Linked DNA regions of Homo sapiens: region 2 is linked to region 1. A link is an interaction called in ENCODE POLR2A ChIA-PET data of the cell type or tissue named here. Cell type or tissue: A673. All regions are shown on one strand. Each heading gives the region's core, and the rest is flanking DNA. Links, peaks and the distances in the headings are about the cores only. Region 1 has its middle 18 kb from the start of LINC02422. Region 2 has its middle 5.3 kb from the start of H3-5.

Region 1 (5,380 bases), core at 82-5,081:
GCTCAGGAGTTCCAAGACCAGCCTGTGCAACATGGTGAAGCCCTGTCTCTACAAAAAATACAAATATTAGCTGAGTGTCGTGGCGCACACGTATAGTCCCAGCTACTTGGGAGGCTATTGATATAGGAGTTAAAAAGAAATGATTTAGGCAGATAGTGAGGGTAAGAAAGTCCTCAGTAAGGTTTTCCTTTTAATGAAAAGCAGTCCCCAAGTCATTTCTTTTTGAAAAAGTCAGCCTGTAAAATTGAGCTGCAGACATAGATAAGCAAGCTGGAACCTTGCATGGGTGAATGCCGGCAGCTGTGACAATAGGAAAAGGTTACCTGGGGGCTAGGCATGTTCAACATGGCAGCTCCATCTTCCCTTTTCTTTGTCAACCACATGTCCAGTAAGGAACAGGCAACATGGCTCTGGCCAGGTAGAAAACCCATTTGCATAATAAAAGATTAAGGTGGGGTGGCCAGCTTCTTCGTGAGCTATGTAAACGTCACACCTGGTCTAACCAATCTTTGGGCCCTATGTAAATCAGACACTGCCTCCTCAAGCCAGTCTATAAAACCCGTGCACCTCACCATGGAACTGGAAGACCCACTCGGGCACCCCTCTCTCTGCAGGAGAGGGAGCTATTCTCTTTTCTCTTTCTTTTGCCTATTAAGCCTCTGCTCTTACTCATCTCTTGTGTGTCCGTGTCTTCGATTTCCTTGGTATGAGACAATGAACCTTGGGTATTTTCCCAGGCAAATGACACCACTTCACTGTGGTGGGAGGATCGCGGGAACCCGGGAAGTGGAGGTGGCAGTGAGCTGAAAATCATTATTTTCTATCTTCTTGGCTAGCTCTTCTTGTTTCTCTTGCCCTACCCTCCCATCTTCATTTCATCAGCCCCAGAGACTAAAAGAATTGGAAATAGACCCAGCCAAGTGGGCGCTGGGGGTGAAAGGGTGCTCAGTAAAGTTTTTGGTCTCTGGCAACAAGTGCGCCTCAGTGTACGTGGAATGATATGAGACCCACTGCAAAGACCTAGCATTGGTCGGGCCTGGTGGCTCACACCTGTAATCCCAGCACTTTGGGAGGCCGAGGCGGGAGGATCACTTGAGGTCAGAAGTTTGAGACCAGCCTGGCCAACATGGTGAAACCCTGTCTCTACTAAAAATACAAAAGTTATCTGGGTGTGGTAGTGCATGCCTATAATTCCAGTTACTCGGGAGGCTGAGGCAGAACCACTTGATCCCGGGAGGAGGAGGTTGCAGTGAGCCGAGATCGCACCACTGCACTCCAGCCTGGGCAACACAATGAGACTTTGTCTCAAAAAAAAAAAAAAAAAAAATGGCCAGGCGCGGTGGCTCACGCCTGTAATCCCAGCACTTTGGGAGGCGGAGGCGGGCAGATCACGAGGTCAGGAGATCGAGACCTTCCTGGCCAACACAGTGAAACCCCGTCTCTACTAAAAACACACAAAAAAATTAGCGGGGTGTGGTGGTGGGTGCCTGTAGTCCCAGTTACTTGGGAGGCTGAGGCAAGAGAATGGCGTGAACCCAGAAGGCAGAGCTTGCAGTGAGCCGAGATCACGCCACTGCCCTCCAGCCTGGGCAACAGAGCGAGACTCCGTCTCAAAAAAATAAATAAATAAAAATAAAATAGGCCAGGCGCAGTGGCTCACACCTGTAATCCCAGCACTTTGGGAGGCCGAGGCGGGCGGATCACGAGGTCAGGAGATCGAGACCATCCTGGCTAACACGGTGAAACCCCGTCTCTACTAAAAATACAAAAAATTAGCCAGGTGTGGTGGCGGGCACCTGTAGTCCCAGCTACTCAGGAGGCTGAGGCAGGAGAATGGCAAGAACCCGGGAGGCGGAGCTTGAAGTGAGCTGACATTGCGCCACTGGACTCCAGCCTGGGCGACAGATCAAGACTCCCTCTCAAAAAAAAATAATAAATAAAATAAAAGACCTAGCATTAAGAGCTCTCTTCAACAGACATACTGGTATGCAAGCAAAATTCTCCCAGAGATAGGAGTATCTAAGACAGGGCTAAGAAATGGGACAGTAGAAGGAATGGTCAATACTGCACAGTCTGTGTTCTGGAGAGGCTTGACAGTCTTATGGGAAGGAGAAGCTGAACAATGAAATTAGAGACTGTGATATTATGAAATATATATTTGGCCTTTGTCCTGTTTCCTGGCATAAGAACTCCTACAATCTGTGAAATCTGCAAAGTGAGAAATGTCTTTTTGTATGCTAATAAATTGACTTACGGCTGGCAGCCTCTAGGCTTCAGGATGGGGGCTGGTCACCTGAAAGACTAAGGTAGGATTTGCTGGTTCGAACTTTTAGCCCTACTCCTCAACCTCCTGGGAGGGGACAGGGGCTGAAGGTTAAGTTGATCACCAGTAGCCAATGGTTTAATCAATCATGCTTATGTAACAAAGACTCCATAAAAACCCCAAAAATCAGTGTTCAGAGGTTTTTCGGATGACTGAACACATGGAGATTCTTGGAGGGTGGTGTATTCAGAGAGGGCCTGGAAGCTCCATGCCCCTTCCCTCACCCCATGCCCTATGCATCTCTTCATCTGGTGTTCATCATTATTCTTCGTAATATCCTTTATAATAAACCAGTAAAGGTTAGTTAAGTGTTTTTCTGAGTTCTGTGAGCTGCTGTAGCAAATCCATCAAACCCAAGGAGGGGTTTTTGGGAAACCCGATGTATAGCTTGGTCAGTCAGAAGCACAGGTAAAACAACCTGGAGCTTGCAATTGGCATCTGAATGGAAAACAGGGCAGTCTCGGGAATTGAGTCCTCAACCTGTGGAATCTGATGCTATCTCCAGGTGGATAGTGTCAGAACTGAGCTGATTTAGAAGACACCCAACTGGTCAGGATTGATTGATTAGTTGCTGGTGAGAAGAAACCCCTACACATTTTGGTGATCAGAGGTCACAGGAGTCTTCTACGTTGATTGTTAGTGAGAGACTAGGAGAAACTCCTTTTTTTTTTTCTTTCCTATATTCTCAGAGATCCTAACCTGAGAGGAGAAATTTAAGTGCTGGAACACAAGGATTGCTACCAGCTGCTCCTGGGCAAATGGCCAAATTAACGTGCCAGGGATCTGACTGTGACCTTGCCTGTGTGTGTGTGTGTGTGTGTGTGTGTGTGTCCAAACTACTGGGGTTCCTAAGAGATAGCCACCTAGAAAACAAAAGCAAAGCAAGCAAAACCATAAATAATCAGTCTGGTCTGGTGGCTGGAGGGGACTAATGGGCAGTGATGTAAGAAACCCATAATTACTGAATCATAGCTATATTTATAGTTGTATCTTCTCAAATGCTAAAGATTTTACTTAACGTATTAATTAAATGAGAAAAGTAGGCAGATGTTATAACCTGTTCAAAGGCGTCAAAGAAGAAGAAATTTATGTGGAGTAAACAAATGTAGAAATGATTGTGCAAACTGGCTTGGGGTGGGGCAGGTGGGTTGGCCTCCCCCTAACAGACCATTGTCATATATATAGATAAGAATTATTTTACATTAATTCTTGTATCTTGTTATCAATATAGTATTAATTACTTTGCATTGCTAACAAACCTATAGAGTTATAAAGTAACTCTCATAGAATCAGATAACCAGGAAGGATGCAATTTATAAAATGCAGTTTTCGATGGAAGCACAAATTTCTCCCTAAAATGTAAAAGTCTGGAAGAATACATAACAAAGTCTTTGCCCTGTACAAAGGTGGGGGGTGCGGCCGGGAGCAGTGGCTCATGCAGGCAATCCTAGCACTATTAGGAGTCTGAGGTGAGTGGATTGCTTTTAGTTCATGAGTTCGAGACCAGCCTGGGCAACATGGCAAAACCCCTTCTTTACAAAAAATATTAGCCACGCATGGTGGCATGCACCTCCCAGCTACTCGGGAGGCTAAGGCAGGAGGATCACTTGCACCCGGAGGTCAAGACTACAGTGAGCCATGATCACACCACTGCACTCTAGCCTGGGTGACAAAGTAAGACCCTGCCACAAAAAAAAAAAAAAAAAGAAAAAAGAAGGTTGGGGATATATCTATGTGTTTTCCTTTAAACACTTATGTAAAGTTAAGTGCTTTTACAAGAATGTATTCATTGCAAAATTTGCTCTAAAAGAAAGAAACCACATTTAAAAGTTGACGTGAGTTGAGTGCCATATAGTCTAAAAGATGAGCAGAGCTCTGTAGTCAGTGGCTGGGTTTGCATCCCAGATTCACCCTTTACAGCTGTTTGATCTTAAGTTACATAGCCTAAGGCAGTTTCTTCAGCTGTGAAATGGAATGATATTAATACTGCCCGTTAAAAACATTTTAACTGGGGGCGGAGCGTGGTGGCTCATGCCTGTAATCTCAGCACTTTGAGAGGCCAAGGTGGGCGGATCACCTGAAATCAGGAGTTTGAGACCAGCCTGGCCAACAAGGCGAAACCCCATCTCTACTAAAAATACAAAAATTAGCCACACATGGTGGCATGCACCTGTAATCCCAGCTACTCAGGAGGCTGAGGCAGGAGAATTGCTTGAACTCGGGAGGTGGAGGTTGCAGTGAACCGAGATTGCGCCACTGCACTCCAGCCTGGGTGACAGAGGGAGACTCTTTCTCAAAACAAAACAAAACAAAACAAAACAAAACATTTTAACTGGGAGGCCATTAGGCTGAGATAGTCTCAGCTTTTTGGGTTCCTATGTAAGCAAACTGAGGCCCAATGTAAAAAGTAAAACAAAACTAGAGACTTAACCAACCAGAAACTGTCAATTAACTTCTAACTAGGGACTTTCCATGGGTTTATACCCAAATAAGGGCAGGTCTACTTGTAGCCAATCAGGAGATCTTTCCTCATTTGAAGATCCTGGCACTCTTCTTAAAAATGTTGACCATAAACATGTGGGTTTACTTCTGGACCCTCAATTCCATTCAATTGATCTACATGACAATTCTTAGACTACAGCCACACAGGTTTGAGTACTACAGCTTTTCAATAAGTTTTTTGTTTTTGTTTTTTTGAGACGGAGTCTCGCTGTGTCACCCAGGCTGGAGTGCAGTGGCATGATCTCAGCTCACTGCAACCTCTGCCTCCCGGGTTCAAGCAATTCTACTGCCGAGTAGCTGGGATTACAGGTGCCCACGACAATGCCCAGCTAATTTTTGTATTTTTAGTAGAGATGGGGTTTCACCATGTTAGCCAGGCTGGTCTCAAACTCCTGACCTCAGGCGATCTGCCCACTCGGACTCCTAAAGTGCTGGGATTACTGGTATAAGCCACTGCTTCCAGCCCTTATTAAGTTTTTACATTGCAAAGTGCGAGTCCTCCAACTTTGTTCTTCTTGATTGTTTTGAGTATTCTAGGTCCCTTGCAATTCCATA
Region 2 (5,380 bases), core at 381-5,380, 72 kb after region 1:
CAAAATAAAAGGTTTTGTGAAAGAAGGAAAAACATTCCCAACAAGAAAAGCCTAGATCTGATGCTGTGGCTCACATCTGTAATTCCAGCAATTTGAGAGGCCGAGGCAGGCAGAACACTTGAGGCCAGGAGTTCCAGACAAGCCTGGCCAACATGGTGAAACCCGGTCTTAACTAAAATACAAAAATTAGGCTGGGTGCAGTGGCTTACCCCTGTAATCCCAGCACTTTGGGAGGCCAAGGCGGGTGGCTCACCTGAGGTCAGGAGTTTGAGACCAGCCTGGACAACATGGAGAAACCCTGTCTCTACTAAAAATACAAAAATTAGCCGGGCATGGTGGCAGGCACCTGTAATCCCAGCTACTTGGGAGGCTGAGGCAGGAGAATCGCTTGAACCCGGGAGGCAGAGGTTGCAGTGAGCCAAGATCACGCCACTGCACTCCAGCCTGGGTGACAAAGTGAGACCCTATCTCAAAAATAAATAAATAAAATAATAAAATAAAATACAAAAATTAGTTGGGCCTGGTGGTGGGCGCCTGTAATCCCAGCTAATCTGGAGGCTGAGGCAGGAGAATTGCTTGAGCCCTGGAGGCAGAGGTTGCAGTGAGCCAAGATAGTGCCACTGCACTCCAGCCTGGGTGACAGAGCAAGACTCCATCTGAAAAAAAAAAAAAAGGAGAAAAGTCTAACGTGTCAGGCACTGAGCTAAGCATAAGCCCTAGAGATGAGTAATGGATGTGATATATTCCCAGGCCACAAAATCCAACAGTCTAGTGAAGGAGATATGCAAGTAAATTAATATCATGTGACAAAATAAAAAAGGAAGGCTTTTTTTTTTTTTTTTTGAGACAGAGTCTTGCTCTGTCGCCAGGCTGGAGTGCAGTGGCACGATCTCAGCTCACTGCAACCTCCGCCTCCTGGGTTTAAGCGATTCTCCTGCCTCAGCCTCCTGAGTAGCTGGGACTACAGATGCAAGCCACCACACACAGCTAATTTTTGCATTTTTAGTAGAGACGGGGTTTCTCCATGTTGGCCAGGATGGTCTCCATCTCTTGACCTCGTGATCTGCCCCCTTGGCCTCCCAAAGTGCTGGGATTACAGGTGTGAGCCACCACACCCAGCCAAGGAAGCCTATTATTTTGGAGTATGATTATGGACATTTTCTTCACTTGGCCTCTGCAATATCATTGTATTTATTTATTTATTTATTTATTTATTTATTTATTTATTGAGATGGAGTTTTGCTCTTGTTGCCCAGGCTGGAGTGCAATGGTGTGATCTTGGCTCACAGCAACCTCTGCCTCCCGAGTTCAAGCCATTCTCCTGCCTCAGCCTCCAGAGTAGCTGGGATTACAGGCACGCGCCACCACGCCCGGCTAATTTTGTATTTTTAGTAGAGACAGGGTTTCTCCATGTTGGTCAGGCTGGTCTCAAACTCTCGACCTCAGCTGAACCACCCGCCTCAGCCACCCAAAGTGCTGGGATTACATGTGTAAGCCACCGCTCCTGGCCGTCTCTTTTTATTTATTTTCATTTTTTTATTTTTGGGACGGAGTCTTGCTCTTGTTGCCCAGGCTGGAGTGCAATGTCGCGATCTCGGCTCACCGCAACCTCCACCTCCCGGATTTAAGCAATTCTTCTGCCACAGCCTCCTGAGTAGCTGGGACTACAGGCGCACAACACCACACCTGGCTAATTTTGCGTTTTTTTGTTTGTTTGTTTTTGTTTTTGTTTTTTTGAGACGGAGTATCGCTGTCGCCCAGGCTGGAGTGCAGTGGCGTGATCTCGGCTCACTGCAAGCTCCGCCATTCTCGTGCCTCAGCCTCCCGAGTAGCTGGGACTACAGGCGCCCGCCAACACGCCCGGCTAATTTTTTGTATTTTTAGTAGAGACGGGGTTTCACCGTGTTAGCCAGGATGGTCTCGTGATCCGCCCGCCTCGGCCTCTTAAAATGCTGGGATTACAGGCGTGAGCCACCGCGCCCGGCCAGGGACACTTTCATCACATATCCATATGGCTTACTCTCTCATTTCTATTCAGATACCACCTTGACAGCGGAGCTGTCCCAGACTACCCTTGTGTAAAGCAGTATTTCCACACCCCTCCCCTGGACTACCTGTCCTCCTTACACTATAATAATTTTCTCCCATAACACCTATTATCATTTCTATAATAGACACATTATCTATCTATTGTAGTTTTTGTGTCACCCAATTAAATGTAAACTCCTTGACAGTAAAGACTTAGTTTCATTCACTGATACAGCCCTAGACCTAGACCAACACCTGTTGTATATACTAGACACTCAAAAAATATGTGTTGAATGTATGAATGGTTATAGTATGTAAAAAAATCCCACAAAGGATTTACACAGAATTGTAAATAATAACTGTATTAGGTTAAGAACCTTGGAAAATAAAGAACAAGGTCATATAGAGCGGGTATGTGGAGGATTTTTAGTTCCATGGAAAAGTCGCCCCAGTCAGCAGTGAGGGAGGAAGTTGAATAGTTGGTTCTCGGACATGAGATAAGAGAATGAAAACCGAATTATGTTTCGGCCGTAAGACTACCAGATCTCCAGTAAGTCAAGAACACTGGAAGCTGGCCAAAAAGGTGGGTAAAGGGCCCCACACAATGGGACTTCCCGGGCATGTCCTGGTTACTGTAGAAGTGTCTCCTCCTCAAGGCAATGTTATAACGACAAGTGAGGGAAATAGTCAACAAGGGCTGCAAAGCACGTTGGTCTAATTAGTGCCCCCTTGCCTAGAGATCTGGGGAGAAGTCTGAGGAGGGAGTATCCAAAGATGACATAACCTGAGTGCAGATTTTCAATTGTAAGTGAAAAGTGAGCTGAGCCTGTGCTCAAGGACTTCCTGCGTGCTGAGCACCCATGCTGAGCACTCTCTCTCACTAGCTTGCTGATTGGGGTTTGGGTTTATAAATTTCATGTTTTACTCACCAACACTAACTCATTTTATACTTCAATCGAAACAGAATGTGTGAGTCCAGGCGCGGTGGCTCATGCCTATAATCCCAGCACTTTGGGAGGCAGAGGCAGGCAGATGGCTTGAGCTCAGGCGTTGTAGACCAGCCTGGGCAATGCAGCGAAACACCATCTTCACCAAAAATACAAAAATATTAGCCAGGTATGGTGGCATGTGCCTGTAGTACCAGCTACTCTGGAGGCTAAGGTAGGAGGATTGCTTGAGCCCAGGAAGATGAGGGTGCAGTGAGCCAAGATCGCGCCACTGCACTCCACCCAGACTCTGTCTCAAAAAAAAAAAAAAAGTGGGTTTTTTTTTTCTGGAAGGAAATAGAACATATTCTCTAATATTCTCTAAGTGGTTTGTGTGCTTTGGCACACAAAAGAATGAAATGACGATGGCCTTTCTCACTGGTTGGTTTGCTGTTCCCGCAGTTAGAAGAGACTGCCCACATAGGGAGAGTGGCACAGAGGAGAGTAACATCAATCAACAGCGAATATGCACTTGATCGCGGTCTAATCAGCACCAGGCACCTCAGGGCAGCAGTATTGTCAGACGCATTGGAACCAGAGGGACTCCATCTTGAATAAGGTCTGGGTAAAATGAGGCTAACACCTACTGGGCTGCATTCCCAGGAGGTTAAGCATTCTTAGTCACAGGACAAGATAGGTCAGCAGGACAAGATAGAGGTCATAAAGACCCTGCTGATAAAACAATGCCATAAAGAAGGCAGCCAAAACCTGCCAAAACCAAGGTGGTGATGAAAGTGACCTCTAGTTGTCCTCACTGCTCACTATACGCTAATTATAATGCATTAGCATACTCAAAGACACTCCCAGCAGCACCACGACAGTTTACAAACGCCATGGCAACATTAGGAAGTTACCCTATATGGTCTAAAAGGGGAGGAACCCTCAGTTAGGGTAAATCCCTGCCCTTTTCCTGGAAAACTCATGAATGATCCACCCCTTGTTTAACATATAATCAAGAAATAACTATACGTGTACTCAGTTGAACATCCCGTGCCACTGCTCTGCCTATGGAGTAGCCATTCTTTTATTCTTTTACTTCTCTAATAAACTTGCTTTCACTTTACTTTATGAACTCGCCCCAAATTCTTTCTTGTGCAGGATCCAGAACCTTCTCTTGGGGTCTGGATTGGGACACCTTTCCTGTAACAGTATTAGTCATAACTATTATCTGAAAAAGTATATTTATATGGTACTTTACAAATTCAATTTTGCACAATAGACTCTGACTTATGTCATTCTCACAATCACCCCATAATGTCAATCCTCCCATTTCACAATAAAGAAATTGAGGCTCAGGCTGGAGACGGTGGCCCACACTTATAATCCCAGCACTTTGGGAGGCTGAGGCAATGGGATCATTTGAGGATCGGAGTTTGAAACCAGCATGGGCAACATGGTGAGATTCCAGTTCTACAAAAAAAAAAAATGTTTTTGGCCGGGCGCGGTGGCTCACACCTGTAATCCCAGCACTTTGGGAGGCCGAGGCGGGTGGATCACGAGGTCAGGAGATCGAGACCATCCTGGCTAACATGGTGAAACCCCGTCTCTACTAAAAATACAGAAAACTAGCCGGGCATGGTGGCGGGCACCTGTAGTCCCAGCTACGCAGGAGGCTGAGGTAGGAGAATGGCATGAACCCGGGACGCGGAGCTTGCAGTGAGCCAAGATTGCACCACCACACTCCAGCCTGGGCAACAGAGCGAGACTCCATCTCAAAAAAAAAAAATTGTTTTTAATTAGTTGGGCTTGGTGGGGCGATTCTAGTCCCAGGTACAAGGGACACTGAGGCAGGAGGATTGCTTGAGCCCAGGAGTTTGGGGCTGCTGCAGTGAGCCGAGATCACACCATTGCACTTTAGCCTGAGTGACAGAATGAGACCCTGTCTCAAAAAAAAAAAAAAGAAAAGAAGAAGAAGAAGAAGAAATTGAGGCTCAAGGAGGTTAGGGTGAATTGCTCAAAGCCATTCTGATGTGACCGACACCTAGAGTGAACATATGTCCTGATGTGTCCAGGACAGCCTCAGTTTATGCCTGCCTATTGTCCTGGTGTAATTATTAATAGCACCTTTTCACTCCCCGGAGTATCCTGGTTGGATAGTAAATTATATGGTCACTCTACCAAAACCTGTTTCTTTCATTCACTTAAATCCAATCTTTTATTTCATTACTGCCTTATTTCCTCCACTTAGGCAGCTTCAGGATGATTATAACAGCTGAAAAGGCTGGCTTCAGACCATGGTATCACTTCTATGAGAGAGGACATTTCAAGTTGCAAACAAACAATTCAACCAGTGACTTTTAAATTTGAAAACTACCAGTATAGTACGGCAGTGAAGAGATCAGGGTCTGAATCTCCATTAGCATAGA

Evidence for each region. Peaks named below come from ENCODE experiments on the same cell type or tissue, not always from the same donor. Only the 100,000 strongest peaks of a DNase experiment are listed, where the experiment ranks them.
Region 2: POLR2A ChIA-PET joins it to region 1 with 8 read pairs; 6 of 35 experiments call an interaction of 5 or more read pairs at or near these places.

The regions. Positions count from the first base shown.
Region 1 is chr12:31,866,920-31,872,299 of GRCh38, reverse strand. No RefSeq gene overlaps it. Among named protein-coding and RNA genes, the nearest start is that of LINC02422, 18 kb to the left of the region's middle. In A673, for the core only: no CTCF peak of the experiment used is centred there; a DNase peak (open chromatin) is centred at 3,089.
Region 2 is chr12:31,794,942-31,800,321 of GRCh38, reverse strand. No RefSeq gene overlaps it. Among named protein-coding and RNA genes, the nearest start is that of H3-5, 5.3 kb to the right of the region's middle. In A673, for the core only: no CTCF peak of the experiment used is centred there; no DNase peak of the experiment used is centred there.